Linked DNA regions of Homo sapiens: all the other regions are linked to region 3. The links are chromatin loops, found by intact Hi-C in ENCODE. Cell type or tissue: Caco-2. All regions are shown on one strand. Each heading gives the region's core, and the rest is flanking DNA. Links, peaks and the distances in the headings are about the cores only. Region 1 overlaps GALNT16 (polypeptide N-acetylgalactosaminyltransferase 16). Region 2 has its middle 35 kb from the start of ERH. Region 3 holds the start of GALNT16 (polypeptide N-acetylgalactosaminyltransferase 16).

Region 1 (10,297 bases), core at 5,182-7,681, 86 kb after region 3:
GATTACTTATAATACCTAATACAATGCCTACACATCACGTCATTTGCATGGATTCAATGTGGTACTCGATGCGTGGCGAATTCAAGTTTGGCTTTGGAACCTTGTGGAATTTTTTTTTTTTTTTCTAGATGGAGTCTCATTCTGTCACCCAGGCTGGAGTGCAGTGGCACAATCTAGGCTCACTGCAACCTCCATCTCCTGGGTTCAAGCGATTCTCCTGCCTCGTCCTCTAGAGTAGCTGGGATTACAGGCACGTGCCACCATGCCCAGCTGATTTTTTGTGTTTTTAATAGAGATGGGGTTTCACCATGTCAGCCAGGCTGGTCTCGAACTCCTGATCTCAAGCGATCTGCATATCTTGGCCTCCCAAAGTACTGAGATTACAGGCATGAGCCACTGCACCTGGCCTGAAATTTTTTCCTAAGTATTTTTGATCCAAGGTTGGTTGAATCCATGGATGCAGAACCCACAGATACTGAGGGCTGACTGTACATGGGGCGTATTATATTACAAATGTAAGATAGTTATCTCCTACTTAAGCTTGTGGTCAGAAAAGTTTGAAAACACTATTAATGATGATCAATGAATCTTCTCCCTATTTATTCATATCTATCTCCCTTTTTTTGAAAAAATAAGTTATGTCACTAAATATTTCTTGTAATGAGGAACTAACATTTACTTAGCACCTGCCCTGTGCTAAGTGCTTCACACTTAATTCACTTGATTCTCACAAAAGCCTTCTGAGATGAGTGGTCGTGTCCCCAGTTGAATGTAGAGGAAACTGAGGCTCAGATAGCTGGTGACGAGGGCCGTCAACCAGTGGCCATTGTGGTGGGTGTACCTGAGGAAGGTGAGGATGGCGGTGTCCCAAGGACACATCTAATGGTTTTATTTGCCAACACATCTAAAGATGTTTAAAGCTTGCTCTTCCTGCTGTTAGACCTTCCTCCTGTACTTCTCATTAATTCTGCAAAGATAAAGACCAGTTCATGGTCTGCTAACAGAGGTCTTAAGGAGTGAGAAGCCGAGAGAAAGGCATGGTCCCGTATGGTCTGTGCTCACCCTGAAAGGTGAGCTCCAGGCAGGAATTTGATGAGTGAGGCATAGCCAGGAGACCTGCCTTGAGCTTGCAAGTCAGAGAATAACATCAGATAAGTGGCCAGGGCTGGACATGGCAGGCTGGAAGTCTCCTGGTCCTTGCCTGCCTGAGATAGTTGGGGCTGGGGGACAGGCCTCTGGCATCCTCCCTCGGGCTGCCTTCCACACTGGCAGGCCAAAGCCCAAGCCCTGCCTCCTCCTACAGTGTGGCTACGCGGATAGAGCAGAGGAAGAAGATGAACTGCAAGTCCTTCCGCTGGTACCTGGAGAACGTCTACCCAGAGCTCACGTGAGTGCAGCCCTCATCTTGTGCATCCCCCAGGCGGGTAGGGGGTGGTTGGGGCCAGCGGCTTTGGTCCCACCCCACCCTTAGATCTCCTCAACACTGGTGATCTGGCTTTCTAGCTGCCGGGTTTTATCTTCACGTGACGGCTGTGGGGGAACTGAGAGGGCATTACTAGGGGTTATAAATTAGGTGTGGTGGGAACCGAATTTTTAATGGTTTCAGATCTAGATATGGACGTTATCCCCTTAGGAAACAACACTGCATTACATAGCAAAGGCTGCAGAGACATTCGTCCCCTTTAGCCCTGTTCTCTCCCTTCTGGGAGTTTATCCTAAGGAAATAAAGCAACCAAAGCAGAAGCTGTTGACCAGCAGATCAATAGCTGTGGTGAAAAAATGAGAAACCGCCAGGCACAGTGGGTTATGCCTGTAATTCCAGCACTTTGGGAGGCCAAGGCAGGAGGATTGCTTGAGTCCAGGAGTTTGAGACCAGCCTGGGCAACATAATGAGACCTTGTCTCTACTAAAAATCAAAAAATTAGCTGGGCGTGGTGGCACACACCTATGAGTGGGAGGATCACTTGAGCCCAAAAGGTAGGGGCTGCAGTGAGCCCTGGTTATGCCATTACACTCCAGCCTAAGTGTTAGGGTGAGGAAGAGGGAAGGTGAGGGGAGGTGAGGGGAGGGAGGGAGGGAAGGTGGAAGAAGGAAGGAAGGGAGGGAGGGAGGGAGGGAGGGAGGGAGGGAGGAAGGAAGGGGAGAGGGAGAGGAAAAGAAAAGAAAAGGAGAGAATCAACAATAGGGGTTGGCTTCAGTGAATCACTATACATAGATCTAAACAAATATTATGCACCCATTAATATTATAATCATAGAAACTGTGAAGAAAACACAGGGAAATGTTTGCTCTGGCAAATGAGAAAACAAAATGCAAATGATGTGTGCACTCGAGCTGTAGTTACCTGGGAATATGTGTGCGTTCTCACAGGACAGTGGGCAATAAGCTACGATGGCCTTTTCAGTGTCTCAGTTACATCCACGTGGTTCATTTCCTCACCTTCCTCAGGCCTTGACTCAAACGTCCCCTTCCCAGGGAGACTTTCCCTGAACACTCTGAGTTTGCAGCTCCGCCTCCCTCCCCAGCATCGTCTCCTCCATGTTCCTTGTAGCCGTTATTATCATCGGCATTATCTGGCCAATTAATTTTGTTGTATCTCCCTGAACTTGCCTGTAAGTTCTATGAGGGTGGAGGCTTTGATCTGTTTGTTCACTGCTTTATCTCCAGCACCTGGAACAGTGCCTGTCATAAAATGGGCACTCAGTAAATATTTTTAATGGAACAAGTTGCACAGTCCGTACGCCTCAATCATGTCTAAAAGCCGCATGCGCCCTCTATAGCTGTCACCTTGGGGAACACGTGTCCCACCGCTGCCAGCTTTCTCTCAAGGATGCTGCCATGGCTTTCCAGAACACTCCACCCCTCAGAGCTTGCATATCCTTGAAAGAGGCAAATCTTTGTCCTTTGAGGACAGGTTTGATTTTTGGCCAACAGCCACCATTAAGTTGTAGCCAAGTGCAATGAATAAGCTAGAGATGATTAACCCTGATAATTATAATCCCAGGTCCCAAATACAGCATGACTCTAAATGAACAAGATTAAACTGACTCTAGGAGCAATTTCCAAGAAGTTCCAGAACAATGTGAGCACTGGCAGTGTCACTGGAAGAAAGTCAGTGGCCTAGATAACCCCAGCTCCCTGGACACTAGCTGTGATGGGAAGAACATTAATTTATGAAAATGCAACTTCCTGAAGTGGTCACTTCTAGGGGACAGTGTTCATTCAGATGCATCATTTCTGAGACCCTGAAGAAAAAAGAGCAGTCACTTCTTTACACTGTGTCAGCGTTCATACAACATTTGGGTGAAGCCCACTAGTTCCAGCCCTAGGGCAGGAGCTGGGCAGCCTGTGGGAAGAGTGGGGGAGGCCTGGGAATGCCCTTCCTCTCCAACCTCAGTGCCCTGCCACAGGGTCTGATGACACCCCCAAGGACCAAGGGGAAGAAGTGTCTCATAACTATCAGAAACCTGGCTCGATCACAAGGCAGGAGAGTAGATGAACCAGCTACGTCGATGAGGAGCAGAAGTCCTCTTCTGTTTGTTCTGCCACTGTGTGAAAGTTAAAATAATTTTTTGTTGCTAAGATGGAAACCCCAGACCTCATTCCTGTCTGGATTACTCACCCCCAGTTCCTAGGCTGAGGGGCCAGGAGTGGATCAATTTGCTGATTAGAAAGGGGACCCATAGGCCTGAGTGATACCAACTTTCCTCCAAACAGGGGGTCCCTAAATAGTTGCCTACACTTGCAAACAGTCAGTGGGGAGACCGAGGAGGCTGAAAGAAGAGGCTTTTGCTTTCCTAGGCCTGCCGTGGCTCTGCCCCTTCTCCAGGTTAGAGCTCTGCAGCTGGCCTCAGGAACTGCTAATTTATTACTTGCATTAGGACTATCAAGAACAGTTGTTCAGGCTGTGCGTTGCACAAGCACACCATGTTTGTGAGGGTGCTAGTTGCATAGTAGACATTGCACATTCATGACACTAATTCCAAGCAAATGGCAGTAAGCATTCTTCTAACAAAACCAGTATGTCAGTTTTCTAACAGAAAGAAGTAGTGTCTTGGGGAATGGATCTAATGGCAGCCTGTGTACATAGAAGAGACCCATAGAGAAGGAAGTGGATGCAGAGTTTAGAGGGCTGCTGACAAACAGGACAGCTTAGCCTGGCACTGCTGGGGAGCTGGGGAAGGATGGTGACGACTGCTATTCCAGCTGCTCCAGGACTGCTACCACGATGACAGCTTAGGAGCTGCATCTGATCTTGAGATTGCTCCCAAGCCTAGGGTTTCTTCCGTAAGCATCACTGGGCATTGCCACTCTTGGTCAGTATCCACCTCACCTCTGAAAGCTGATCAGCTTGCACAACACCCTAAGCAACAAGGGAGTAGCAGGGTCTGGAACAACCCCTGGCCCTCGTGCTGTATTCCCCCTGTGCAGTTATCAAAGAGGCCTCAGTACCCATCTTGTCTCTATAGAGAAGGGAAATGTAACACATTGCTCCTGGATGAGGCTGAGAGTGTGGAGCTCCTGCCCTCCAACATGCTTGCACATGGCAGGGGTTGCAAACTCAAATTCTTACAGTGGTCAGGCAGGTGATGTCAATAAGTCAAATGGGTAAGGATGAGACAATAGAGAGTTGTGGGGACTGGGGCAAAGTGCGATGCAGAAGCCCCACTCAGAGGGGGCAGCTGCTACTCACTGCAGTGGATTAGTACCATTCTGGAATGCAAGCTCATTGTGGCCTGATCTTCCAATTTTTAAGAGAAGCTAGATTCAGATTTGAAGGTTTCTATGTAACCTTAAAATCATTCAATATTGCCAACTAATTAAAAGCAACAACCACCACGCTATGCAGGTCAGACCATGTCCAGGGTCCAGATTCAGCTTGGCAGCCAGCAGTTTGCCACCTCTGCTAGAGAGTTGCAATGCCTCCCAAAGGGAGTCTGGAGAGGCACAGGCTGCTGCCAGGGGTGTGGGAGAGGAATTGAAAGGGTCTCTCTGAGCCTCCTGTGAGCAGATCAGTTCTGGAACTTTGCGGCTTCTAGCCACCCCTGAGGAAGGAAGACCTGGTTTGGTCTAGATCCTGCAGATGTCCACATCAAAGAATGCCAAACATCTTATAATGGCCCAACCCCCCAGGCCCAGATTGTTTCACTGACAGAGGTAACAGGAGGCAGAGAAGGCACACACGCTGTAATCCCTCCTGCTCCCCTGTAACTCCCAGGCCTGGTGACTCCTTAATCCAAGAACGAACATAACCTGAACTCAGGTATGCAAGCCTGCAGCAGCTGGGGCCGGCAGCTTCCTCAGGTTTATTACCCATAAGGTGTCAGTGTGTGTGTGTGTGTGTGTGTGTGTGTGTGTGTCTGTATGTGTGTATAAGCATATTTTCCTGGGCATATAAAGTGTTTTAATAATATAATATTTTAAAACTTGCCTGTTTTACTTAATAGTGTGCTGTGAACATTTTTCCATACTAGCAAGTATCATTTCACAGAGTCATTTTTTAAAATTTTATTTTATTTATTTACTTTGAGACAGGGTCTCACTCTGAAGCCTAGACTGACATGCAGTGGTGGCATTATGGCTCACTGCAGCCTCAACTACCTGGGCTCAAGTGATCCTCCAACCTTAGCCTCCCAAGTACGTGGGACTATAGGCATGTGCCACTGTGCCTGGATAATTTTTTTTTTTTTAATTTTTGTAGAGATGGGGTCTTTCTGTGTTGCCCAGGCTGGTCTCGAACTCCTGGTCTCAAGTGATCCTCCTGCTTTGGCCTTCCAAAATGCTGGGATTACAGGTGTGGGCTACCATGCCCAGCCATAAGTCATTTTTAATGGCTACAGGGTTTTCTATCGTATGGATGAATCCGAATTTATTTAGCCCAGCTCCTGTTGTTAGATATCTAGAAATTTCTGGTGTTTTCAATATAATCAACCACTCTGAGATGAATGTCTTTTACAACATTTATAATTATTTTTGTAGGATATGTTCCTACAAGGGGCAATATTGGTCAAAGATGTGTGCATTTTTAAGGGCTTTGAGACACAATAGCACACTGCCCTCCTGAGAAGCTGTGCTAATCTATGCTCTCACCAGGAAGGTGTGAGAAGATTCAGTCCCACAGCTGTTGCCGACACTGGGCATTGTCATTAAATTAAGTGTGTGTGTGTACAAATGTACATACATGGTAAATAAACATTGGTGACTCTGATACGTAGTTCTTTAATCATTACTGAGATTAAACACATTTTCATATTTGTGTTTAATTTGCCTCTTCAAAGCGCTCCCTTCCCTGTCATTTTGGGATTGATTATTGAGCATGCATTTTGGCCCCAGGCTCTCCTGAGGCTTTCCTCTTTCTGGACTGAGGGGCTCTGTTTTTCCAGCCTGAGCTCCGCCCATGGCTCCCCCATCCTCTATGTCTCAGGCCCAGCCTCCAGGGCAGAGGGTCCCAGAGCCACTTGGAAGAACCCCTGGGGCCGAGGCCCAGTCTTCCCAGAGGCCACTCCTGCTCCTCACCTCCCCCTGCTGGCCAGGCTGCTCCCGGGCCCCTTCCCACGGAGACCTCGGCGCTCCCAGAGCTGATAGGATGCTGACGTCTGGCAGAGGGTGTAGGTAAGCCTTGGGGGGGAAAGCACAAGCCTGACTGCTGCCTTTTCTCTCAGGGTCCCCGTGAAGGAAGCACTCCCCGGCATCATTAAGCAGGGGGTGAACTGCTTAGAATCTCAGGGCCAGAACACAGCTGGTGACTTCCTGCTTGGAATGGGGATCTGCAGAGGGTCTGCCAAGAACCCGCAGCCCGCCCAGGTAAGGACCTCGGGTAGGAATGGGAGTGGGAGAGAGCTGGAGGCATTGTCCAGGAGTGGGGTGAGGGACTTCCCCCTACTCATTCTCCTCCTCTGTCTACATCTTACACAAACCCACTTTGCCAGGGGCCCCTAGACCCTGCTCCTACACATTCATATCCCCTTTCCAGCCTGTCACTTGGGTATCCTGTGTGCACCACCTGCTTTGTTCTTGCCGAGGGAGAAGAGCTGCCCAGATAGTGCCCAGTTGTCTCCTGAGATCCAGCTGGGGTCGGCTCATGTGACAGGCAATGTCCAAGACTCCTGTGCGCACATGGGTGCAACATATGAGTGTTGCACCCACATCGAAACTAAAGCAGGTCATGGAGACTCCAGTGAGGACCAGCTCTCAGCTGCCTTGGTTCCATGTCTTGTCATTCTCTCTCATCCCCCACAGTCTCTTGGCACAGCCCTGACTGCCCTCTGGCCAGCTCCAGCTAAGCTCCCCCACCCCAGCATTTTATTACCAAAAAATTCAAACATATAGAAAAATAGTAAGAATTATGCAGTGAATACCCATACATCTACCCTAGCTCCTACAATTATTTGTAGAAATCTTACAAAAATATGCCGTGTTTTTGCTTTATCCCCTATCTACCCATCTCTCCACCCATCGCTGTACTTTTTGACTTGGCCTTTCTGCTCCCTGCCTTGCAGGCATGGCTGTTCAGTGACCACCTCATCCAGCAGCAGGGGAAGTGCCTGGCTGCCACCTCCACCTTAATGTCCTCCCCTGGATCCCCAGTCATACTGCAGATGTGCAACCCTAGAGAAGGCAAGCAGGTGAGTCTCCTTGCCTCTGGCCCAGAGGCCCAGCAGCCCGAGGGGCCATGCCTCAGGGTGGCAGACCTTGGCAGGAGAGCCCCTGATTGACTCAAATAAGCCCTTCAGAGCGAGGATCTGTGGGGAGGGGGAGCAAAGTCTACATCTAGGTCAAGCCAATTATTCTGCCCATGAGGAAATACTTCTTTGGGTAATTATTTGTTTAATGCCATCCTGCCAGGCTGTGAGCTCCATGAAGGCAGGGACCACTTGTCTTGTTAACACTGTATCCCTAGCTCCTGACAACCACCACAGTTCAAATAAGTGTTAGCTTTTACTGACAGTCTGTGCTAGAAGTTTGAAATAGATCATCTCATCTAATCCTCCCAGCCACCCAGTGACGTGGGTTCTAGTACTACCTCCATTTTATAAGTGAGTAAGCTGAGGCTCGCTGAATCTAAAGAATATATGTCAGATCACACAGCTGAGAAGGGGTGGAGCTGGGATTCAAACCCAGGTCAGTGACTTCTAGGCCCACAGTCTTAACCCAGCACATAGTAGATGTTCAATAAGTATTTCTTGACTGTTGGCAGACTAGGGAAACTGAGCTCCAGACACAGTGATGTCCAAGCTGGCATGACCAGCCTCACGTGAGCACTGCTTTTTCCATTGATCCGACACTCTCACCCACACTGTCACCACTAATCCTGGGAGACAGGTCAGGGTCAAGGAAGAAAGTGATGCACAGAGAGGTGGAGTCACTTGCTCAGGGTACACAGCAACCAGTGACAGTGGATTTCCAGAATCCAGCCAGCTCTCTTCTGTGCTACTCCCTTCCTGTCTTGGAGGGCTCCCTCACCACCCAGGGAATGGGACCCAAGGCCCAGAGGCTGCTCCAGCACTTCCCCTGCTCACCCTCCTCAGAAGCCCTCCCTGTGCCTGCCACTGGCTAGCCTGCCTCAGTCGGTGCAAGCAGTGAGGAGGGTGCCTGGGTCTCTGATTTGGCCTGCATGGTTTTCCTCCTACCCCTTTTTCTTTGCTTGGGTCAGCACGTTTTTTAAAGGATGAACAGCAGTTTGCTGTGCCATTCTGGAAAGCAGCCACAGCCTCTCCCTCCGGCCTGTGTGTGTCTGAGGGATCTGTGTGCCCAGCCCACTTGCTGGACCTGTGGGACACTTTAAGCGCTTTTGGATGGTGGGGGGATGCAGCCCACCCTCGGCCCTGCCCTGCAGTGGGGCTGGTGCAGTGTCTCCTGCACCTAGAGCACCCACCTCTCTGAGGGCAAATCCTTGAGCCCACGCCCACCCCCTCCCACTGAGGAATTATCTCCGAGCAAAGCCTCCACTCAATTGCCCCTCTGGGGCTGAATCACACATTTCCCCCTTTGTGCTGACCCAGCCTACGGGGTGTGTAGGTATCTCCTTGGCCCCATTCATTCTGCCCCTGCAAGTCCTGCCAGGCTCCCGATGGCATTCTGGGTGCCTGTGCCCCTCTTCTCCCAGGAGGACAGGATGAGCCAGCTATCCCACTGCCAATGCCTTCTGGAATCCGGGCCGTCCTTCTTGGTCCCCTGCTGGTCCTATTTCCAAGGCTAGCTGGGTTTCCTGTATCCGAGAGGCTCCTGTGCCTCAGACCTGGTGTGATGGAGTCAGCAGGCCCCAGCTCAGTCTTCCCTCCCCCTCCCTTCACTCAGTCTCCTCACTTATAAAATAAGGGGCTCCCTCCCCTGCTTACCTCACAAGGAATCCGCAAGAACCAAGATGTGGAGATGGGACAGTGGGTGATGTGACATTGTTTCTCAGACAAGCCCAGAATTGAGTGGCCTGGAGAGTCAAGAAGCCCTGAGATTGTGCCTAATAGCACTGATAAGAAGTGAGAATCCCGCTGTTTGGGGAGCACTTCCTAATGATTGGGTGATTCAGTCATTCGTTCATCTTAAAACAAAATGACGGCTGGGTGCAGTGGCTCATGCCTGTAATCCCAGCACTTTGGGAGGCTGAGATGGGTGGATCATGAGGTCAGGAGTTCGAGACCAGCCTGACCAAAATGGTGAAACCCCGTCTCTACTAAAAACACAAAAATTAGCCGGGCGTGGTGGCGCGCGTCTGTAATCCCAGCTACTCAGGAGGCTGAGACAGGAGAATCGCTTGAACCCGGGAGGCAGAGGTAGCAGTGAGCCGAGATCGTGTCACTGCACTCCTGCCTGGGTGACAGAGCGAGACTCAGTCTCAAACAAACAAAATGTCACTGGGTGCCTACCTTGTGCCAGAGAATGTACAGATCATGTTGGCCACAAGGATGAACGGACATGGTCCTTGACCCCCAGGGAATTTGCACTTTAGTGGAAGAGAAAGAAGGGAGTAAGACACTATATTACAGAAGGCTAGATGCTGAGGTAGCTCCAAGCACCACGACTCCCTGGGGTGAGGATGGCCATACTCTCTCCAGCTGGGCATTGCTGGAGGTTTGGCCTACATGAGGTAAATGTCAAGGACTAGAAGAGCATGAAGAAACAGGAGGGGGGATCCAAAGGCCCTTGACCTTTAGGCTCTCTGCGGGGGCCATGTGGGCCCAGAGAGGCTGGGTCTCAGCCCTACCCATCACGTCCTTGCATTCCCACTGGGAGCCCAGGCTCCGCCCCTGCCTTCCACCCTGTGTGCACATCCCCCCGCAGCCCTAGCCCTATCCCTGCA
Region 2 (10,297 bases), core at 2,708-5,207, 100 kb after region 3:
GGCAGCTGCAGAGCTCCAGGTTTCTCTGCCCACAAGGGCAGGGGCTGCCCCTCGCCCAGGATGACTCTGCCTTCCAGAGCCTTGGCCTCCCTGGGGGTGGGAGTGTGGGGGATGCTAAGGTTAAATCAGGTCACAGTAAGTTGTGGGGGCAGCAGGTGGAGCAGCAGAGTGGCACTGGGAGCTTTCTCTTGGGTGTGCGGTGTGGCCTTGGTTCTGCAGCCATCAGGTGGGGGCTTGGGACTGACTTCTCCTTCTGAAGGATGCTGGGAAGGTGAGCTGGCTTTGGCAGTGCTTAGAGCTCCGGGGGGTTCCCCCTCCTAGAACATGCAAGCTCTCACACCGGTGCGTCATCATCACACCCATCATCAAGCCCACAGTGGTATACTGAACACCTGCCCCACAAAGACGGTGGAATGCTCTCAGAGGAGCCCCATGAACCACCGATGGTTACAACTATCCAATGCCTGATGGCAGACAGCCAGGCCAACCTCGGCTTCCACTCTCTCTTCCTCACCCTACAATCAGCCAAAGTGACCTGAGTCGTGTAGTGCGAAGTTGCTTTCTGCTTTCTCTTGTTTGTGCTTTTGCTGTTTCTTCTGCCCCATACTTTGTTAACTCCATGAGTTAAATGCTACCCATTTTCCCAGACAAGTGCTGCTTCTGCAAGGAAACCCTTCCTGATCCCCCACCTGTCTGAAAAGTACCTCTCCAGCTTGCTTCTTCAGGGTGCTGAGCGTTCCTTCCCAGCCTGTCATCACCTTCCTCCATACGCTATGGTGTGTTCCTGTCTTCTCTAGTCTTGTCCTCTTTTTTCTGTTAGATTGTAGCTCCTTGCTGACAGGAACCACGCCTGCTCCAGCTTCATACCTCCCACTGCTACAGCACAGAACCTGCTTCTCAGACTTACAGCAAATGTTTGTTTGCTGAATGAATTAATTAAAGATAAAGCATTCTAACTGGGTTTGTTTTTGTTTTGCTTTGTCTTTTAATGATAAAGCATTTTGGCATTTAGGAATTAGTACACTGCACATAGAAAGCACGCAATATACACTTGTCCATTTTTCGTCTCACTTCTTACAAGTTTGATGTTGCCACAACTCCACCCTCCCTATTCATTAGTTGTCTCAACAGCAATGTGTTGGTGATGCTGAGGACTGACACAGATTGAGCACTTTCTGGGTACCCAGAATCTTAGTAAGGCTACCATATGCACTCCAATGAGGTAGGTTCTCATACACTCACTTTATGGATGAGGAGGGGAGGCTCAGTTGAGAGAAGAAATTTGCCCAAGGATAAACAGCTAGGTTTAAACTCACTCTCACAGGAGCATGTGTCAATGGTCCCACAGACCAGCCCCTTCAGCTGGGAACTTATTAGAAATGTAAACTCTGGGCCAGACGCGGTGGCTCACGCCTGGAATTCCAGCACTTTGGGAGGCCGCGGTGGGCAATCACAAGGTCAGGAGATCGAGACCATCCTGGCTAATGTGGTGAAACCCCATCTCTACTAAAAATACAAAAAATTATCCAGGCGGGTGGCACACGCCTGTAGTCCCAGCTACTCGGGAGGCTGAGGCAGGAGAATCACTTGAACCCAGGAGGCAGAGGTTGCAGTGAGCCGAGATTGTGTCATTGCACTCCAGCCTGGCGACGGAGTGGGACTCTGTCTCAAAAATAAAATAAAATAAAATAAAGAAAAAAAGAAATGCAAACTCTTGGCCAGGCACAGCGATTCCTGCCTAGAATCCCAGCACTTTGGGAGGCTAAGGTAGGAGGACCACTTGAACTCAGGAGTTTGAAACCAGCCTGGGCAAAATAGTGAGACCTCATCTATACTATAAATTTAAAAATTAGCCAGGTGTGGTGGTGCATGCCTGTAGTCCCAGCTACTCAGAAGGCTGAGGCGGGAGGATCACTTGATCCCAGGAGGTTGAGGCTGCAGTGAGTTATGATTGCAGCACTGCACTTCCAGCCTGGGCAACAGAGCGAGACCCTATCTCAAAAAGAAAAAAAAAAAAAGAAGAGGCCGATTAGGAGACTGAGACAGGTGGATCACTTGAGGCCAGGAGTTCGAGACCAGCCTGGCCAACATGGTGAAACCACATCTCTACTAAAAATACAAAAATGAGCTGGGCATGATGCCCAGTGCCTGTAGTCCCAGCTATCTGGGAGGCCGAGGCAGGAGAATCCCTTGAACCCAGGAGGTGGAGGTTGCAGTGAGCTGAGCCTGGGAGACAGAGTGAGACTGTCTAAAAAAAAAAGAAGAAGAAGAAGGAGAAGAAAAGAGAAGAGAGGAGAGGAGAGAAGAATAGAAGAAAAAAAAGGAAAGAAAAAAGAAAAGAAAAGAAATGAAGAAATGCAAACCCTTGGGCCCCACTCAGACCTACTGAATCAGAAACTCTGGGGGTGGGGCCAGCCCTCTGAGTTTAACAAGCCTCTTGGGGATTCTGATGCATGCTCAGGTTTGAGAGCCACTGTTCTGGTGACTGAGATGGGTTCTGGTCCCCTGACGGGGCCACGTGTCACCACGTGGTGCAGAAGGCTCAGAGAGCTGGGTGCTGCGGGCCCTGCCCCTGCTAAGCAAGCTGCCTGCCACAGAGCTCTGGGCAGTGATGGATCACTCTGAGGCGGAGGGAGAGTGGGCACTGGGCTGGGCTGAGGGTTGCCACTGAACCAGCTGCCACATGCCAGCCTCGCTTTGCATGATTTATGAGTTTCTTCCCCAATACCAGCCACATATGGTTGACTTCATTCTAGAAGAGCTTCTGCCTCAGAAGATCTATTAATCAAGGAATCAGTGCTGCATCCTCCAGCCTGCAGGACAGGCATACATTTTACCGTGAGTTACATGGCAAAGCCCTTTCTATGAGTACTCCATTCAATGACATTTATAACTGGTCCTGTCAGTCACTGACCAAACACTGAGACACACATTTTATCTTCTTTGATCTTTACAACTCTATCAGGTAGGTATTTTCAATACCACCCCATTTACAAACTAGATATCAAAGCCCAGAGAAGTTAACATATCTGCCCAAGATTACCCAGCTGGCAGGATGGAGGGCCAGGATTTAAAATCATGAAGTCTGATCCAGGGTCCATGCTCCTTGCTGCTCCTTATTGCCTTTCACCCATCAGTCTGTATATTCATAGAACACTGACATGTTTGTACTGTTATCCCCATGTTGCACTTGAGGACACTGAGGCCCTGTGCAAAGCTCTAACAGGCTGAGAGCTTTTGTCCCCACATCCCGTATCCTTACATGGCTGATTCTTAGAATGGAGGTAGGATGAGCCAACGTTGGTTCCACAATCATCATTTTGCAGATGTAGAAACAGGATGAGAGGCTAAAGCACCTAAAGTCACAGGGGGCCCAGTGCGGTGGCTCACACCTGTAATCCCAGCACTTTGGGAGGCCGAGGCAGGTGGATCACCTGAGGTCAGGAGTTCAAGACCAGCCTGGCATGGATGGCGAAACTCCGTCTCTACTAAAAAAACAATAATTAGCCAGGTGTGGTGGCGCATGCCTATAATCCCAGCTCCTCAGGAGGCTGAGGCAGGAAAAATGCTTGAACCTGGGAGGCGGAGACTGCAGTAAGCCGAAATCACGCCACTGCACTCCAGCCTGGGTGACAGAATGAGACTCCATCTCAAAATAAATAAATAAATAATAAAGTCACAGGGCAGGAAATTGGGAGCACAGGACATGGTAGATCCAAGAATACAATGTCCCGTGATGTAGCTCTGGAGGCGATTGCGAATGGTCTGCCTTGGGGCCAGGCATCTTCTCTGGGGCTCGGGAGGGTGAGACCCCTGACTGAGCTGGCCTGAGGGCCCAGGGCTATGTCCAGCATGGCCTGTTTTCTCCCTGCCTCCTGGCCAGGGGTATTTGTTCCCAATGTCCTCCCGGCCTCAGGGTTCTCTGCTCTGCCTTATTTGTCCTCAGACATTCGTTTTGAGCTTGTTCAGACCCGTGTGTACTCTGCCTTGTGGCTTTGTCCACTTGAGGTGGAGGCTCCAGGGTGCTTTGTGGAGCCCCACAGCTTCCACCAGGTGCCTGGATCTCTGCATGCTCATTAAGCAGTGAGGCTTATTTAAAATTATTATAACCAAATGTGTCCATCTCAGTTATTTCTTGGCTGGTTTTCTGTGTTGGACTGCAGGGATAGAGAGGAGAGTTCAGCCTCACAATAAGAGAACAATTGCTGTAGCTCTGGCCCAGCTATTTCTGAGCTGGGAGACTTTTAGCCAGCTGCTTAGGCATCCTGAGCCTCACTGTTCTCAACTGAAAAATGGGTATGATGTGGGAGCAGATCAAATGGGAAAATGTCTGTCATCAGGTCTTGTAAAGTGGAAACAGCAGTCTGGGAATCCTCAGGATACGTTTATGCGACCCTGGGCAGGCCAGAGCTGCTAGACTCTAAAGCTTTGAATTTTCCAGCTGGTCAGGACTGTCTCCAGCCACCAGGGCAAGACTTTGCAGCTCAGACATGGTGGCCTGAAATGGTGGGAAGTTGACCAGAGAGAGGAGGCTGGGGAGTCCCAGCACCTACTTCGTTCCTGAGTGGAAGACTGCTGGTCTGGCTTTGAAACCTTGCTTCATGACACTTGCTTTACCTTGTGAAGAAAGCAAAGTGAGTTCAGCAGGGGACTTGATGTTTCAACAAGGCTTTGAAAACCATCAGAATATTGGACCGGGAGGGAAGGTTATGAGGCAGGAAGAGTGGTTCTGTTTGGGGTCTTCAGAGCACAGCTGTCCCACCGTTGTCTGCATCCCTGTCTGACATGACTTAGGTTCCCTGGAGCAGGGAAGATGCAGGCTGCGGAGACAGTCCTCGGCCAGTGCCCTCTGCTTGTGGGGGCCGTAGAGCACGCATGGCCTTGCTGCCATCACCAGGCCTGAGGGAGGATGGCAGTCACGCTGCCGAGAAGGACCCACAGATATTATCAACAACACAGAGAAAGCTGCTGTCGGAAGGCCCCTTCCCAGCCCAGGATTCGGTCTGCCCAGCAGAGGAGAAAGAGAAGAGGCTGGGAGTCTAACCTAGAGTTGAAGCCTTTCCCTTCCTAGCTGGGCAACCTGCAGCTAGTTACTTGAACTTTCTGAAACTCGGTCCCCTCACCAGCAAAGCAGGGATAATAATAACTACTTCTTAGGGGTGCTGTGAGATTTAAATAACATTTGTCAATGAGCTGAAGTAAATAAAAGAAAAAGAGGCATGGTGCCCAAAAAACTGCCCCAGTTCCTTGAGGAAGAAGTATTTGTCCTGCTCACGGCTGGATTGCCAGAGCTTGGTACAGAAGTGGTCAGTAAGTGTGTGCTAATGAATGAATGAATGAATGGAATGAGGCTCTGTTGAGGCAAGATGAGCCTCTCCTAGAAGGCACTGACTCTAACCCCAGTCCTAACCCTGGTTCCTGGGCTCTAAAAGGGGGCACGCATTCAAGGCAGATGCATGCCGATCTTGTTAACCTTGCAGATAGAGGAATCCTGTCAGGGATGGATTGGACAAATGGATGCAATCCAAGGGCAAGAATGCCAGGAGCTTCCTTGAGATTCTCCACCCCTATCCCTAGCCACTGGGTGACTGGCCCCCACTAGAGGTTCCCTGAGTGCCTGTACTTCCCCGCTTTTACCTTGAATCAGGGTTGCATTGGAATGGCCTGTGCTCTTCTGTACTCCAATTGGATTGCAGACTACATGAAGACAAAGACTTGTCTATTGCACCTAGTATAGTACCCCGTGCATGGTGGGTGCTTGCAGTAAGTGTTTCTTGAATGAATGAACAAGTGGCGATGAGTACAATAAAACTACTGTTCTCCATCAGTTCTGAGAGTCTTGGGGGATTGTTCTTTGTCAGTTTGTTCTCGGCTTCCTCTTTTAATTTGGCTGTTGACTTGCATTTTCATGAAATTAGGTGAGGTTTGACCCACTGAAAATTCTTTTTCATCAGGCATAGGAGACACAGCATTTGCAAGTGGATGCCAAATCAGTGCTTGATTAAACAGACAATGAATGTGAGAACAAAGATTATACAGCAGAGATGATGCGGTACATACAGATGGGGATGCATCTACCTTGTTAGAAAACTGCCTTCCATACTAATGGATTTGTTGAAAGGCTAAGGCAGTGGAAACTGCAGCTTTGAAATTATCTAAGGTTTTCATTTAAACTGGCAGCAAAGAGAAACTGATGCAGGCTTCTCTGTGGTCCAACAGTCGTCTTCTTCAAGCTTTTGCCCAGGGCCATGTCTCAGCTCAGGATATAGGAGTCTGTATTTGCATACAAATTGCAAATATCTACAAATTCTTTGCTCAAGCAATTTTTAAGCAAAATGTTATTGCTTCCCTGAAGGTCATAATTCCTTGCTTTTTCTCTTCAATATTCTTCTTGCTTAGGAGCCACTCACATTGACCCAGATTTCCCACCCCAGGAGTGGGCAGGAGGGTGGAAGGAGCCAAAGGAAGGGGAGCAGGTGGCTGAGTGATGGAACCCGCTTTTCAGGATGCCCAGAACCTGACCTAAGTGTTTTAAGTATTATTTCATTTAATTACCCAGCCAGCTCTTCAGGGTAGACACTATTATGATATCCATTTATAATGAGGAAATCAAGGTTCAGAGATGTTGTGTGAGTCTCTCAAAGTCACACAGCTAGGAATGGCAGAGCCTGGAATCCAACGATGTCTGATTCCCAGAATTGAGTCTTAATCTATGCTGTTTCTGTAAACCACTTACTCTTTATGTCCCCTTAAATATATTAGGCAATTCTATTAAAATTATTAACAATAGTATGCCAAGTCTACTGACTTGTCCCTAAACTGTTTCCAAATGTGAATGTGCTAGGAGCTTTCTGGAGTTAAAGTGGGGGTAGGATCAGCTACATAATTTGGAGGCTTTAGTGAAAAATGAAAATATGGGTCATCTAATTCATAAATAATTAATAATTTCAAACGATGACAGTGGAGTATTGAACCAAGTGTGGGGCCCTTTTAAGCTCAGAGCTCTGGGTGGAATGTATGTCTATTTTGTCTTGGTACCTGGCATTGGGTCTGGCACATGGTAGACAGTAAAAGCTACTGGCTAATTGATACAAAGGAACGAGATCATGTCCTTTGCAGGGACATGGATCGAGCTGGAGGTCATTATTCTCAGCAAACTAATGCAGGAACAGAAAACCAAATACCACAAGTTCTCACTTACAAGTGGAACTGAATGATGAGAACACATGGACACATTGGTGGGGAACAACACACTCTGCAGCCTGTTGGAGGGCTCAGGGACAGGAGGGAGAGCATCAGGAAGAATAGTCAATGGATGCTGGGCTTAATACCTAGGTGATGGGATGATCTGTGCAGCAAACCAGCATGGCACACGTTCACCTATGTAACAACCCTGCACATCCTGCACATGTACCCCTGAGCTTAAAAGAAAAAAAAGAAAACACTGCTGGCTATTTGAATGAAATAATGCAATAAATACTTATCATTACTACATACCAAGCAGGGTTTAGGCACAGGCGACACAGCAGTAGACAACATACGTAAGGTCCCTGACCCCATAGCACATATAGTCTAGAGGGACAGAGAAACAAGTAAACCAAAAAATGCACAAGTTTATTCCAAGATAGTAATAGGTGTTATGTACAAATAAAACGGGACAACGGAAAGTCACTAGGAAGATGGTGTGGAGGGGTAAGGGCTAACTTCAGATGGGGCATCAGTTGGCATTTGATGCAAGACTTGGGTGATAGGAGTCAGAAAGATTGGGGAAGAGCTTTCTGGGCAGAGAAAGTAGTGATGTAAGATTTCACAGAGGAATGAATGAATGACATGAATGAATGAGCAGCATGGGTAGAGTGGATGCATGCCCATGGGGGTTTCCCATGTAGTAAGCTCCAGTCCCTTGGCTATCCCCCACCTCAATCCATGATGGCCCCCTCCCTACCTATCCAGTTGCCCTCTCATTCACTGTGCCAGTCTTCTCTGAATCCTTCGAAGGCACCAAGTTATTCTCTGCTTAGCACCTTCCCACAGCAGATCCTCTGCGTGCTTCCCCGACTCTGCCTGAGGGGCTCCTTCTCATCTTTCAGGTCTCAGCTTAAATGTCAGCCCTTACAGGGCCCTCTGCTCATCCATGTTCAAGCAGCTCAAAATATTATTCTCTCTCATAAAACCCTGATGATTTCCTTCATAACTACAACTAAATTAGCTTCTAGTTTTTGCTGTAAAACTCTCTGAGGGTATCATGGATCAAGGGTCATGTGTACTTAATTTGTTTATGAACCTTAGTTAATAAAAATGAAAGCTGACCTCCCTCCCTGCCTCATACTCCTTTATAATGGAACCAGTATGAATAGGCATACACAAGTGAGAGTAATTCCCTGATACCAAAAATCAACTAACTAGCTAATTGATTAATGAATCACAAACATATGTTGAGAACCTATGATTTAGAAGGCACTGGGGATTCCAATGTGAAATATGTAGTTCACTCTTCAAAGAGCAGAGATGATTGAGGGAAGTAGACAATCACACCAACAGTCCCACACAGTGCAATATAAGCCATGTCAGAACATGCTGGGGTGGAGGGATTAGGTTATCATGGAAGGCTTCCTGGAGGTGGTGACGCCTGAATGGAGCCTTAACCTATGATTAAGGGTTAAAGTGTATGAGCCTTGAGGAATGAGATGTACCCCTAAAAGGAAGAAGGTATAAGAGGCATGGAGAGATTGTGGGGTGTACTTGTGGAATCGCAAGAAGTGTGGTCCGTACAGGGAACAGGGAGGCGGATTTTTGGGGGCTGAGTTTTGACAGGTAGGCAGGTGCTGATCATGAAGGGCCTTGGGCGGTAAGCTAAGAAATTTGGATTTTATTTTAAGAATGTGCAATGGACTGAATGTTTGTGCTCCACCCCCGCAAACTCATATGTTGAAACCTAACCCCCAAAGTGATGGTATTAGAAAGTGGGGGCTCTTGGGAGGTGATTAAGTCGTGAGGGTGGCAGCCCTCATGAATGGGATTAATACCCTTATAAAAGACACCCTAGAGAACTCTCCTCCATGTGAGGGTACAACAAGAAGGTGGCCATCTGCAACCTGCAACCTGGAAGACTCCCCTCACCAGCACCTAACCATCCTGGCACCTGATCTTGGACTTACAGCCTGCGGATCTGGAGCAATACATTTCTGTTGTTTATAAGCCACCCAGTCTATGGTACTTCGTTGTAACAGCATGAACAAACTAAGAGTGATAGAGAGCTTCAAGAATTCCAAGCAGGGGCTGTGCAAGGCAAAAAAAAAAAAAAAGAAAAAGAAAAAAGAAAAAGAATTCCATACAGGAAGGCCAGGCATGGCAGCTCACACTTATAATCCTAGCGCTTTGGGAAGTGGAGATGGGGCAGGGTGGGGGGGAACTGCTTGAGGCCAGGAGCTTCAGACCAATTTGGGCAACATAGGGAGACCCTGTTTCTACCAAATAAAAAATTAAATATTAGCCAGGCATGGTGCTGCACAGCTTTAGTCCTAGCTACTTGGGAGGCTGAGGTGCGAGGATCGCTTGAGCCCAGGAGTTCAAGGCTACAGTGACATGATTGTGCCACTGCACTCCATCCTGGGCAACAGAACGGGATCCAATCTCTAAATAAAGAAAAAAAGAAGAAAAAGAAAAGAGAAAGAATGGCAAGAAAGTGATATAATCAGATTTTCATTATGAAAAACGTCCTCTTCCATAGCACAGAAGAGGACAGACTATTAGAGGGTAGTGATGGATGTCTATTCTTTATCAGCCAAAACCTCCTGCCTCCTTTTTCTGGGAAAAGCTCTTTCCCTTGTGGGTTGAATAGAAACTTCCATTTTATTATAGACTCTATTAGCTACCTATTGCCGTGTAAAAAATTACCCCACAATTTAGTGGCTGGAAACAATTAACATTTATTATCTCACAGTTTCCATGGGTCAGGAATCCAGGAGTGGCTTAGCTGAGGGTTCTGGCTCAGAGACTCTCATGAGGTTGCAATCAGTGTGTCAAGCCAGGGCTGCAGTCATCTCAAGGCTCAAGCAGGGCTAGAGAATCTGCTTCCAAGCTCACTTCCATGGGCTGTCTCCATAGGGCTGTCTCACAACATGGCAGCTGGCTACCCTTGGAACCAACAGTCTCAGAGAGACTGAGAGAGCACACCTAAGATGGAAGCCACAGTCCTTCTGTAACTTCATACTGGTAGTGAGATCTCATTACTTCTGCTGTATGCTATTTTAGGAGAGTCATTCATAAGTTCAGCCTTCCCCTAAGAGGAGGGTTT
Region 3 (10,297 bases), core at 5,157-7,656:
AGCTCCCATTCAAGGGAAAGACAGGCATGTGGTAGGCACTAACCTGGCATCTTGGGCCATGTAGTCTGATCTGAGGACCTTGGCCACCCAGCTCTGCAGAGGCTACGGAGAAGGGGAAGTGACTCAGGAGAAGGTAGTGGAGACGGGAAGGTCAGAGAGGCCTTGGAAAGGGCTCTGCCTCTGGGATCAACTCTGCTGAGGAGTGGTTTTATTTATGTATTTCTCCTTTGTACAAATTCCTTGCTTGTTAATGAAAATCATTTGACACATTTCTAATTAGCCTGCAGCCTCTGCAATCCTATTATTCCCAAATGCAACACCTGGGTTATTTCATGATCCCTGGTAACATTTATGGTTCTTGCAGTTGTCCACCAGAATTGGGGTCATTCCTTCTGCTACTTCTCATGGGACCACAAAGGACTTTCTCTCCCCCCTCATCCTGGGGCAGGAAGGTTTGGCCCTGGCTCCATGACTTGGGGAGGAAGCACTGGCAGGGGACTCCCTACACTGGCCCGCCCTGACCCTAAACGAATCACCCCCTTTGTCTGTGCTCTAGTCCTGTACTCATTTCTCAAGTGCTTGGCTTAAGAGAGAAGTGCATTTTTTCATAGAGCTACACTGCCTTTTCTCCTCCTTCCCTCTTCCTCTCCCTTCCTTCCATCAACAAATAACTATGCGATCGCATTCCAAGGGCTTCAGACAAACAAACAAACAAAAAAACAAATACTACACACTAACAAGCATGTACTATTTGCCACTACTATAGGCACCGGGGAAACAGTGGTAAGGAAAATATACAAGAACCCCAGTCCTCTTGGAATTTTTACTCCAGTGGCAGAAACTAATAAGTAAGAAACCAGGGTTATCAGACAAGTAGGAGGAGGAGGATTGACAATAAGAAAACTGCCAAGTTCCTTTCAAAGAGCTAAGTCCTTTCCTCCATCTATAATGGTTTATAGAAACTACCTTATAAATATCTTTTCCTTAGAGACGATTGGTGCATTGAGTGCGCTCAGCTGGCAGTGGGCAGCGCATGCTCCACTTTATGCTGGCACCTCCGTGGGCATCAGTCTCCTCCCCTGTGGAAGGGGGATGATTGCGCCTTCCTCACAGGGTCGTTATGAGTATTCTGAGATCGTGTATCAGCACATTGCCTGTTGCTTGGTAACATACATTCTGTCCACCATCCCTGCCTTCTTTCCTGCTTAGAGCAGACATGGGCCAGTAAGGGTATCCAATCAGGTCCCTTCCCTACCTTCTGGGCCCTGCTGCTGTGGACAGAGCAAGAGCTTCTGAGCTGGCCCAGCACCTCAAATGGGAGGCTGGGGCCCTGCTCTGTGCCTCTCCCCTGCCTTGCCTCCAGCCTGCTCAGCAGAGGCTCTGGAAGATGCAGCCACCCACCCACGGGCAGGACAGTCTATGACTGCTGGACATTAGCCATGGCCAAAGAGGCTGGCATCAGGTCTGTTCTTGGCAGCAATAGTGAGCAGTCCCTTTCAGGAGGCCCCTTTCACCTCCAGCAGCCAGCAACAGCCTGCAGGAGAGAGCCCCTGGGGGGTGCTTATGAGGCACTGGATTTTACATGACTTTATTTCATCCTATCTTTCCCAACAAAGTTGTGAGGTAAGAGCTGTCAGTGCCCCATTTTGCAGTTGAGGAAACTGAGGTTAAGAATTTGCCCAAACCACTCTCTTAATTTGTGACAGGATCAGCATTCAAGTTCAGGTTGTCCAATTCCAGAGCCAGGGCCTTACACTGAGCTGTACCCTTTCCCCCTCGGTTATCCACTCCTCCACAACCCCCACACCAAAGGCCCAGAGGCAGAGAGCTCCCTGGGGCATCTGGGAGCCCCAGGGGCATGTGGAACTTTGCCCAGCTTACCCTGAGTGCTGGCTTTGACAGCTTTAAAACAATATGAACTGTGCCTAAGAGAAATCCTGAAAAGGAGGAAATGCAAGTTCAAAGTGGCACAGTTGGTGAGACCCCCCCACCCCAGGACATCTTATATCCCTCCTTTTATGGATGAGAAAACGGAGAACTGTGGGCAGGGAAAGTGAGACTCCTGCATACAGAAATTCAGACCACACTGCAGATTTCCCAGTGGCCTCAGAAGCCCTGTACTCGTACCCAGACACAAGCGTTGAAAATGGCACAGGACTTAAACCGAGCTTCACCACTTACTTGCTGTAGGATTCCAGGCAAGTTGAGTAGCCGTTGAGCTTCAGTGTCATCATCTGCAGTTGGGGATATGATCATCCTTAGCTCAGGGTTGTAGGGGCTTTAGAGACAGTATAGGTGACAGTACCTGGTAGGTACTGAGTAAACTGCAGCTATTATGATGACTCTTGTTTTCACAGTTCAAAGTATGTGAAGAAACAGTGAATTCCTTAGGTGTTGCTTTGATTCTGTGATGCTGCTGGAGTCCATTCCTAGTACCAGAGAGGAAACAACACTCATTGTCATTTCTGAGCATTGAAACCTATCCCAGGGAGGGCCAGTTCTGCACCCACTTGGGATTACAATCTGAAACGAAGACCACAGACTGTAGCCAAGGTGGCAATTCCTGGTCTTTAGCTCTGCCAGAGTGCCTATGGCTTCAGGCACATTACTCCACCTCTGTCTATGTGGAATTCCTGTCAGTCAAATGAGCATGGCAATTACTTGCTGTCTTACCCCCACCCCACCCCCATCATCCCCCAGGGAAGTGCCCAACTAAGGAACAACTGTGGTGAAGTCATCTAGAGAGGCTACGCTTCACTTCTGTGCAGTCTTTCTGGTGGTGGGGGCCAAGCAAACCTTCTCTCAGGGACAGAACTACCAGGAGTGACCATTTGGGGCAGATATATAGCATCCTCACCACTGAGCCCTGGGCAGTAAGTGGTGAGATGTGAGAAACCCTGCCACATTCCAGCCCATCCCACCCCTCCCTCCTTCCCCCCATGGAGCCTTCCTTTTGGAGTCACCAGAAGCCCCAACTGTCTGGTTTCAGTCAGCATGGTCCAGCTTCATCCCCGTGCCGAGGGGTGAGTTTGGAGCCTTTTACCAGGAGGTGATAGGTGATGTGATGTCTTCGAATCCCACATCCAAAGGCAACTAGAGATGCACAGACCAGGCTGGGATGAGGGGAGCAGCCTATGACAACAGGGCTACTCCCCAAGTTTTCACCTGGCTCACCTGAGAGATGTGTGAAAATGGGGGCACCAGGAGGGTAGTTCCCTTACATTTTCTTGGTTGACCTGAGAGGCCTGTGGAGCCTGATTCCCAAGGAGCAAGGTCTTTCCTGGCCTCCCACAAATGGCACCGCTGGATCTGCCCCATGATTCCTGCGGAAACCAGATGGAGGTTTGGCAGTGGTTTTCTCCATCTATGCAAACAAGCCCTGGCCCCTGGCGCAGTCTTATTAAACTCCCCAGGGGAGAGAGACCTGGGAGAGCATCTGGCGTCTCCAGACTCCTGCCCCTGTTGTGACTGCCACACCTTATGCCTGAAATTCCCTGCTACTTGTGTAGACCCTTTGTGAGGCCCTCTTTGTGCATTCTCTTCTTTCTAGGTCCCATTCCTGCGTGGGTCACTTTTGGACTTGTCTAAGTGTCATCGTAATTAGTCTTCTGAGTGAGGATATCGTATTGCAGTAATGACCCTGGGTTTTCCTCAGCAAAAACCCAACTAGGGTTTCTTCACCTCAACAGAAATGTATTGAGCATCTATTATATGTGCGGTTCAGTCTCGAGTGCTGGAGAAATGGAGAAAAGCCACCTGATTTTACTTCTATCTGTCAGGGTGGTGCTCATGGGATGCTTGTGGGGGGGCATGATGCTGTGACTTCAGTTTGCCTGATTCCCCAGATGGCTTCATTTAGAGGCTGGACCCTATGTGGGTCTTCGGAGTAGCCATGGTGTCCAGCAGTGCCAGCAGGAAGCAGACTCCTCAACAACTCTGCCCCGGCATTCAAGGACCTCCTGAGTTCAGACTCACCCAGCCTGGCCAACCTCAACTCCTATCAAATCCTAGGCCCCCTGCAACGCCTGGCAGCTCTCTCTCTTGAACACATCAAGCTCTTCCATCCTCTGGATTTTTGCAAGGCCTATTTCTGCAGTCTCTCCCCTGTCCTCACCTCCCCCTTCCTTACCTCTTAAGTGATTCATCCACCTTTCTGAGAGCTTTCCCAAAGGCCACCTTACAATAAATTATTTCTTCCTCTGTTGGATCCCTACTTTGTTGTTACACATCTATTCATTGAGCGCTCTGTGCCCGACACTGTGCTGGTTTCCTAAAACTCATCCAAGCCTCTTGCTTTCTGCCTGGAGTGAAGAGTAGTTCACGTTCTGATTCTCAGTGCCTCTAGGGCTGGAGCGGAATCTTAATGTCTGTGTCCTCGTCTCTCACCACCGCGTTTTGCACTTTGTCGAAAGGTGTCAGATGGTGAGATGGCTTCTAGACTGGGCTCTGCCCACTAATTAGCTGTGTGGCCTTGGGAGAATCATCCGGCCTCTCTTGCTGCCCTTCTTTCCGATGAAATAATGCTGACGATGATATTTCAGGGTTGTCCAGGGGTCAATGAGGCGGGATAGAGGGAAGCATCGTGAAATCTGGGAGCCCCAGGCCAGCGAAAAATGTGGAAGGGCCGTACCCGCACTCTCCTAGCACTGGGTGTGAGGCAGCGTCGTTTCCCCTTCGCGCTCTTCGAATGTCAAGTGCACCAGCTTCCAATCCCTCCTCTGGGCGGGCCCGGTCTGGCTAATCTCAGCTGCAGATTCCAGTACAAACTCAGGACTCTCCCCCGCCCAGCCGCCCCTACACAAGGACTCGCCGAACACACCTTGAATCCCGCGCCAGAGCGCAGCCCGGAACTGCAGCTCGCGGCGCGGGCCCAGGTCGGGGGTCGCGCGTCTCCAGTCGGTGACTCAAGGCCGCTCGGTCCGGGGGTGGGTGTGGGTCGGCAGGACCGACCAGGGCCGCGCGGGGGCAGCTGCCGGGCGTTCGGTCACCTAGCGGTGGGAGCCGAGGCTGGCTTTGGCCAGTCGCCATTCCGCCGCGGGCGTCTGTCTCGCCGGGTTCCCGGGCGCGGGAGGAAGGCCCGCGCCGCTTCCCACTCGGCGCGCTTCTCTCCCAGTGCGCAGTGGCCTGGTGGGTCAGCCGGCGGCGGCTGGAGCGCGGGGCCGGCCCTGCGCACGAATGAATGGGCGCCCGGGGGACGCGCGCGCTCGGGGCTGAAGGGCATTAGGACCGTGAGGATCGCTCCGCGATCCTGTCTCTCCCTATCACCCCCCCGCCCCCCCACCTCTCTCCTTTTTCTGCTCTGCAGGACTGAGCAGCTAGGCGCGAGCGAAAACAAACAGCTGGGGCTGCGAGCGCCCCCGCCCCGGCCCCGAGAGCACGCCGGCCCAGTCCCCCACCTGGGGCGCCCGTCTGCCCACCATGAGGAAGATCCGCGCCAATGCCATCGCCATCCTGACCGTAGCCTGGATCCTGGGCACTTTCTACTACTTATGGCAGGACAACCGAGCCCACGCAGCATCCTCCGGCGGCCGGGGCGCGCAGAGGGCAGGCAGGAGGTCGGAGCAGCTCCGCGAGGACCGCACCATCCCGCTCATTGTGAGTACGCCCCGAGCGTCGGCCGGCCGGCTAGGGAGCCGCGGCGCGCGTCCAGACCCTGCGCGGCGGCCGAGGGCGCGGGGCCCGGCCAGGGCTGAGTGCCCGCTGCGCCGGGCCGGCTTTGTATATGTTGGAGCATTCCTGCCCGTTGTTATGGCAACCTCTGCCGGGCGGCGGGGCTGGGGCGCACCGACTAAGGGAGGGTGACAGAGGGTGGGGGCTGGGAGAAAGTGCTGCAAGTTTGGTGGGCCCGGCGTGCGCGCGCGGCTGGGAACGTGGCGGCTCTCCCGGCTCTGCGCTGCCGGGGCCGGGAGTCTGGGGGCTGCGGGAGCCTCGTGTGCCCCGGAAGGCTGCCGGGCCCAGCGCGCGGCGAGCGGGCGGTGGGAACCACTCGCAGCCGAGCGCGTAGGTGGCAGTGCGCAGCCCCTCTCCAGCCTTCTGGGGGCAGAGGACATCGGGTGGGGGCGTGGGTAGGGGAAGGCTCTCTAGGCGCTGCGCCTGGCTTCGAACCCCCTTCTGAGCCGGGTCAACTTGAACCCGCTTCTTCGGCGCGGACACCCAGCTTCCCCGGAGTTCTCTGGGTTGAGGAGAGGTCTCGCACTGTACGCGTCTCTCACTCCCAACCTTAGGGTCCGCCACCACGGGTAGGTGGGCAGTGTCAGCGCCCGAACTTGGCGATACCCTTGCATGAAGTCAGCCTCGCGACATCTAAGCGGGCAGGGAAACAAAGGCAGTGTGGCACAGCGGGGGCGGCGGCGGGGCTGCGGGGGCCCTTGGCGCTCTGGGGACCCGGGCGGGGGCGTGCGGAGCCGCAGCCGCCCTGCAGGGGGCGATCCTGTCGCCGTCTCCGTCCGAGCCCCAGGTGACAGAGCTGTGCGTGGCCAGGCAGGGGCACCTGTTGAGGCGGGAGGCTTTGGCACCCGCCGAGAGTGCGCTCGAGCGGGCGCATTCTTCCAGACGGGGGCGGTTGGTGGACGAGAGCCTCGGACGACCCTCGGGAACTACCAGGGCGGGGCAGCCTGGCCGGATGAGGACCAGGAAGAGGAGAGCCGAGTGGGGCGGGGGTAAAGGAGTGAGGAAGCGTGGCGATTCCGACAAGGAAAGATCTGGGCCTGGGGGTGGAGGGGTGAGGAGATCCGCGGGGGAGGTGCAAGGTCCGGAGGGCTGAGGCTTGTGTGGAGCCGAATCCGAGAAACGCATCCAGACGCGGATCTGAACCCCAGGAATATCGGGAAGTTCATTGGAGAGTGTCCCCTCATATTCCCATCCTGCCCCAGATTCCGAGTCCCCTGCAAAGGAAACATTATTTCAGGGCTTTGCCTGAGGAGACCTGGGGCGGGGGGGTGAGGTTGTGGGTTTTGTCCTAGATACCAGTCTGGGTGAACTCTCTGGGGGCAAGCCTGATTAGGTGCACTGTTCCCTTCTGGGCTGTTCTCCCAGGACACTGTTTCCAAAGCACTTGTCGCCCTTTGGACAGAAAACTGATAAGGAAAAGCCTCCTGTGCTGAGGCCCCAGAGTGTTGTGATCTGAGCAGAGGGACAGGTTGGAGCTGGAACTGTCCAAACCAGCAGTGGCCTCCAGACCCCAGGGAGCTTCCTCTCCAGGAGCCCAGGCTGCCACATTCATACTCAGTGGCAGGAAGAGCCCTAGTCTCAGGCAAGGCAGGCTGGCCAGATGCTCTGTCCCTCTTTCTGGTGAGGCGATGAGAAGAGGGTCTGAGTTGGAAGGGGCGGAGAAAGAGGCTGGGCAGGGAGGAGAGGAGGGAAGAGAGCACAGGAGACTGCTGCTCAGAGCCTCTGCTTTGGAACCCGGAACCTGAACCCTGACCTGGCCCATGCACCTCTCTCCTGCTCCTTCCAGAGTCCTGTAAGATGCACTGGGAGGGCCGCTCACATTTCTCAAGAGTCCCAGAATGGTGTAGGGGACCTGCTGGAAGGATTCAGCACTCATTTTGAGGGGTGGGAATTGGAGGTCATGAGAATCACCAGTAAACATCCTCTTGTCCCTGCTTATTCCCACAGGGTTTGACTTGCTGCAGGTAAGAAAAGGTCTCAGAGCGGGAAGCTAAGTTTAAAGTATGAAGGAGTATCAGGGAGATACCTGGGAGCTGGGAAGTGAAGGTGCAGGAAGAAAGGGAGAATGGAAGTCCCTGGGAGTGGCAGAGCCTTCTGTGGCCACTTAGGGGCACAGCCAGCTCCCTCTTTGTTCTTAAGCTTTAGATGCCTGTTCCACCAGCACTGACCCCCCCGTCAGGCACCACTTTTGACAACTGCCTTGCATTGTTTCATTGTATTCCTCTCTTCCAGTTATTTCTTCCATGTGATTTGCAGCTGAATGTAAGTGATGCATGCGGGAACTGTGCTGGAAGCTCCTTGCATCCCCACATTGATGCACACAGCAAGATTTCTTTTTTTCTTTTTTTTTTTTTTGAGATGGAGTCTCACTCTGTCACCCAGGCTGGAGTGAGGTGGCATGATCTCGGCTCACTGTAACCTCCACCTCCCGGGTTCAAGCGATTCTCATGCCTCAGCCTCTCGAGCAGCTGGGATTACAGGCATGCGCCACCACTCTCAGCTAATTTTTGTATTTTTAGTAGAGATGGGGTTTCATCATGTTGCCCAGGCTGGTCTCAAACTCCTGACCTCATGTGATCCATTCACCTCAGCCTCCTAAAGTGCACAGCAAGGCTTCTTAAAGGAGTGAAATAGGATTCTCACCCATTTCTGGGGGCAGTCAATGCTTCACATCCCCCTAATATTATTGTATTATATTCATATCTCCTTAATATTTTATTATCAACTGTAACCTCTAAGTAAGGAGGTGGCTCTAAGTAAGGAGGTGGGGGATGTACGTTCAAGCTTCTGCAGGCATTGAATGCTTTGTTCAACTTAAAAGGGGCAGGTGCAGCTGAGGATTTACTTTCTCCCTGCAATTTGTGGTAACCGCTTATTCAGAAACATTTCTCTGTCTAGTTGGGCCAGGATGCTGCATGTGGATTTTCAGATTCTTAGAGAATGATGTGGCTAGCCCTGCTGTCAGAGGCTGGCAAATTCAGACAGGCGTCATCATTGCTCCCTTGGGGAATCAGAGAGCTGAGCTGGGAAAGGGAGGGTCTGCAGAAGCGCCTGGACCTGGAGGCAGCTCTGCTTTCACAATGTCTGGACTATTTGAAGCCAGCCAAGTTGCTTCTGGACCTTGGAGATGCCTGTTTGGCATTACAGGGTGTCGGCATGGCAACCGTATGGCCAGATTTCTCAAGAAGGTCCTGATTTTTAATATTCTGTCCTGCTGTCGGCCCAAGTGTCACCAATTTTGATGTGAAAAATTTGGCTATGGAATCTGTAAAGCTAAAGGGAGATACTGATTCCATCCCTATATGGCTGCTTACGATGCGGCAAGGTTTGTGATTTTTCCATGCTGTACCCGATGCAGCGAGGCAGTAGATTTGGGGACATCCCCTTGAATCTACACTGATGCACGCTGGGACAGGACAGCAGCCAAACTGGGAGGCAGGGCTGACACAGCCGGCCTTGAGTCTTCAGTCCTCACAGTTGGCGAGAACATTTGTGGTTGTTTTGGTTTGGGACTTAGGTTTTCCATATGCCAGTTCACTAACAGGCATGGGTGGGAGGCTAAGGTGTTATATGGAATTTCACTTTACATTTTTTAAAAAGACTACTCATTTTCGGTATAGGTGCACTCATTTGTGTCAACAGTCTCCTATTTAGAACTGTGAAAGATTTAGGCAAGAATTTCTTAAACCGGAGTTTCTTAGCCTGAAATTGGGATACTACTGAATGACCATGGACACAATACTTAACATCTCTGGACCTTGGTTATTTTGTCGGCTGAAATTGAGTTAAATGATTTGCAAGGTTTGTTGATCCTGAGATAAGCAGATGATAGCTCCATTTCTAGATGTAAATACATGGCTTTAAGGGGGAGTTCTCCTGAAAGGTGTTGTGAAGTTTCTGCTTATGGAGGAACATGCTCCTGTCAGTGGAAGGTCCCACAGGAACCCTTGAGGCCTCGCAGGAAGCCCCCACTTACCTAGCAGAAGGGGATGCAAATGATGGCTTTTCTGGTAGTGTTCTCAGAGAGCGGATGCTTTAATAAGATCTAAAATAATTTATATTTTATTTATAATGTGTGCATTTTGGAACTGTGGGAATATGATTTGCCTAAATATAATAACAGAAAGTGATTTTGTATTTAATTGGTTTAGGTACCACACTTGAGAAAGAGAGTGAGGAGGAAGAAGCACAAACACCCACAATTCCCTTTGTCAAAATGTTCAGATTTTTTTCTTTTCTTTCTTTTCTTTTTTTATTTTCTCTTTTCTTTTTCTTTCTTTTTTTTTTTGGACACAGGGTCTCACTCTGTCACCCAGGCTGGAGTGCAGTGGCACAGTCATGATTCACTGCAACCTTCACCTCCTGGGCTCAAGCGATTCCCCTGCCTCAGCATCCTGAATAGCTAGGACTACAAGTGTGTGCCACCACACCTGGTTGATTTTTATATATTTTTGTAGAGACAGGGTCTTTCCATGTTGTCCAGGTTGGTCTCAAACTTCTGGACTCAAGGGGATCCTCCCACCTTGGCCTCCCAAAGTGCTGGGATTACAGGCGTGAGCCACTGCGCCCAGCCAAAAATGTTCAGATATAAAGGGCCTGATTTCCTGTCAATGGGGTCTGTTCCTGG

Evidence for each region. A loop is a pair of places that touch in the nucleus more often than their neighbours do. Peaks named below come from ENCODE experiments on the same cell type or tissue, not always from the same donor. Only the 100,000 strongest peaks of a DNase experiment are listed, where the experiment ranks them.
Region 1: it touches region 3 in a loop (8-fold over the local background); 29 of 110 quality-filtered maps call a loop at or near these places.
Region 2: a loop joins it to region 3, with 3 times the contacts of the local background. A loop is called at or near these places in 17 of 110 quality-filtered maps.

Annotation. Positions count from the first base shown.
Region 1 is chr14:69,340,378-69,350,674 of GRCh38, forward strand. GALNT16 (polypeptide N-acetylgalactosaminyltransferase 16) reads left to right here. Exons shown (of 15, transcript NM_001168368.2): 12 at 1,304-1,387; 13 at 6,663-6,804; 14 at 7,500-7,625. Among named protein-coding and RNA genes, the nearest start is that of ERH, 53 kb to the right of the region's middle. RefSeq lists an enhancer at 8,324-8,824. In Caco-2, for the core only: a CTCF peak has its summit at 6,565 (motif pointing left); DNase peaks (open chromatin) are centred at 5,244 and 6,524.
Region 2 is chr14:69,358,355-69,368,651 of GRCh38, forward strand. It overlaps a transcript of GALNT16 not described here. Among named protein-coding and RNA genes, the nearest start is that of ERH, 35 kb to the right of the region's middle. RefSeq lists an enhancer at 2,593-2,672. In Caco-2, for the core only: no CTCF peak of the experiment used is centred there; no DNase peak of the experiment used is centred there.
Region 3 is chr14:69,254,873-69,265,169 of GRCh38, forward strand. It overlaps GALNT16 (polypeptide N-acetylgalactosaminyltransferase 16), which reads left to right and starts at 5,286. Exons shown (of 15, transcript NM_001168368.2): 1 at 5,286-5,595. The coding sequence starts at 5,419. It overlaps GALNT16-AS1 (GALNT16 and EXD2 antisense RNA 1), which reads right to left and starts at 5,655. Exons shown (of 4, transcript NR_184249.1): 1 at 5,418-5,655; 2 at 2,182-2,429. RefSeq lists a silencer at 6,332-6,391. In Caco-2, for the core only: a CTCF peak has its summit at 6,423 (motif pointing right); DNase peaks (open chromatin) are centred at 5,430, 5,749, 6,599 and 7,109; H3K4me3 peaks cover 2,372 bases.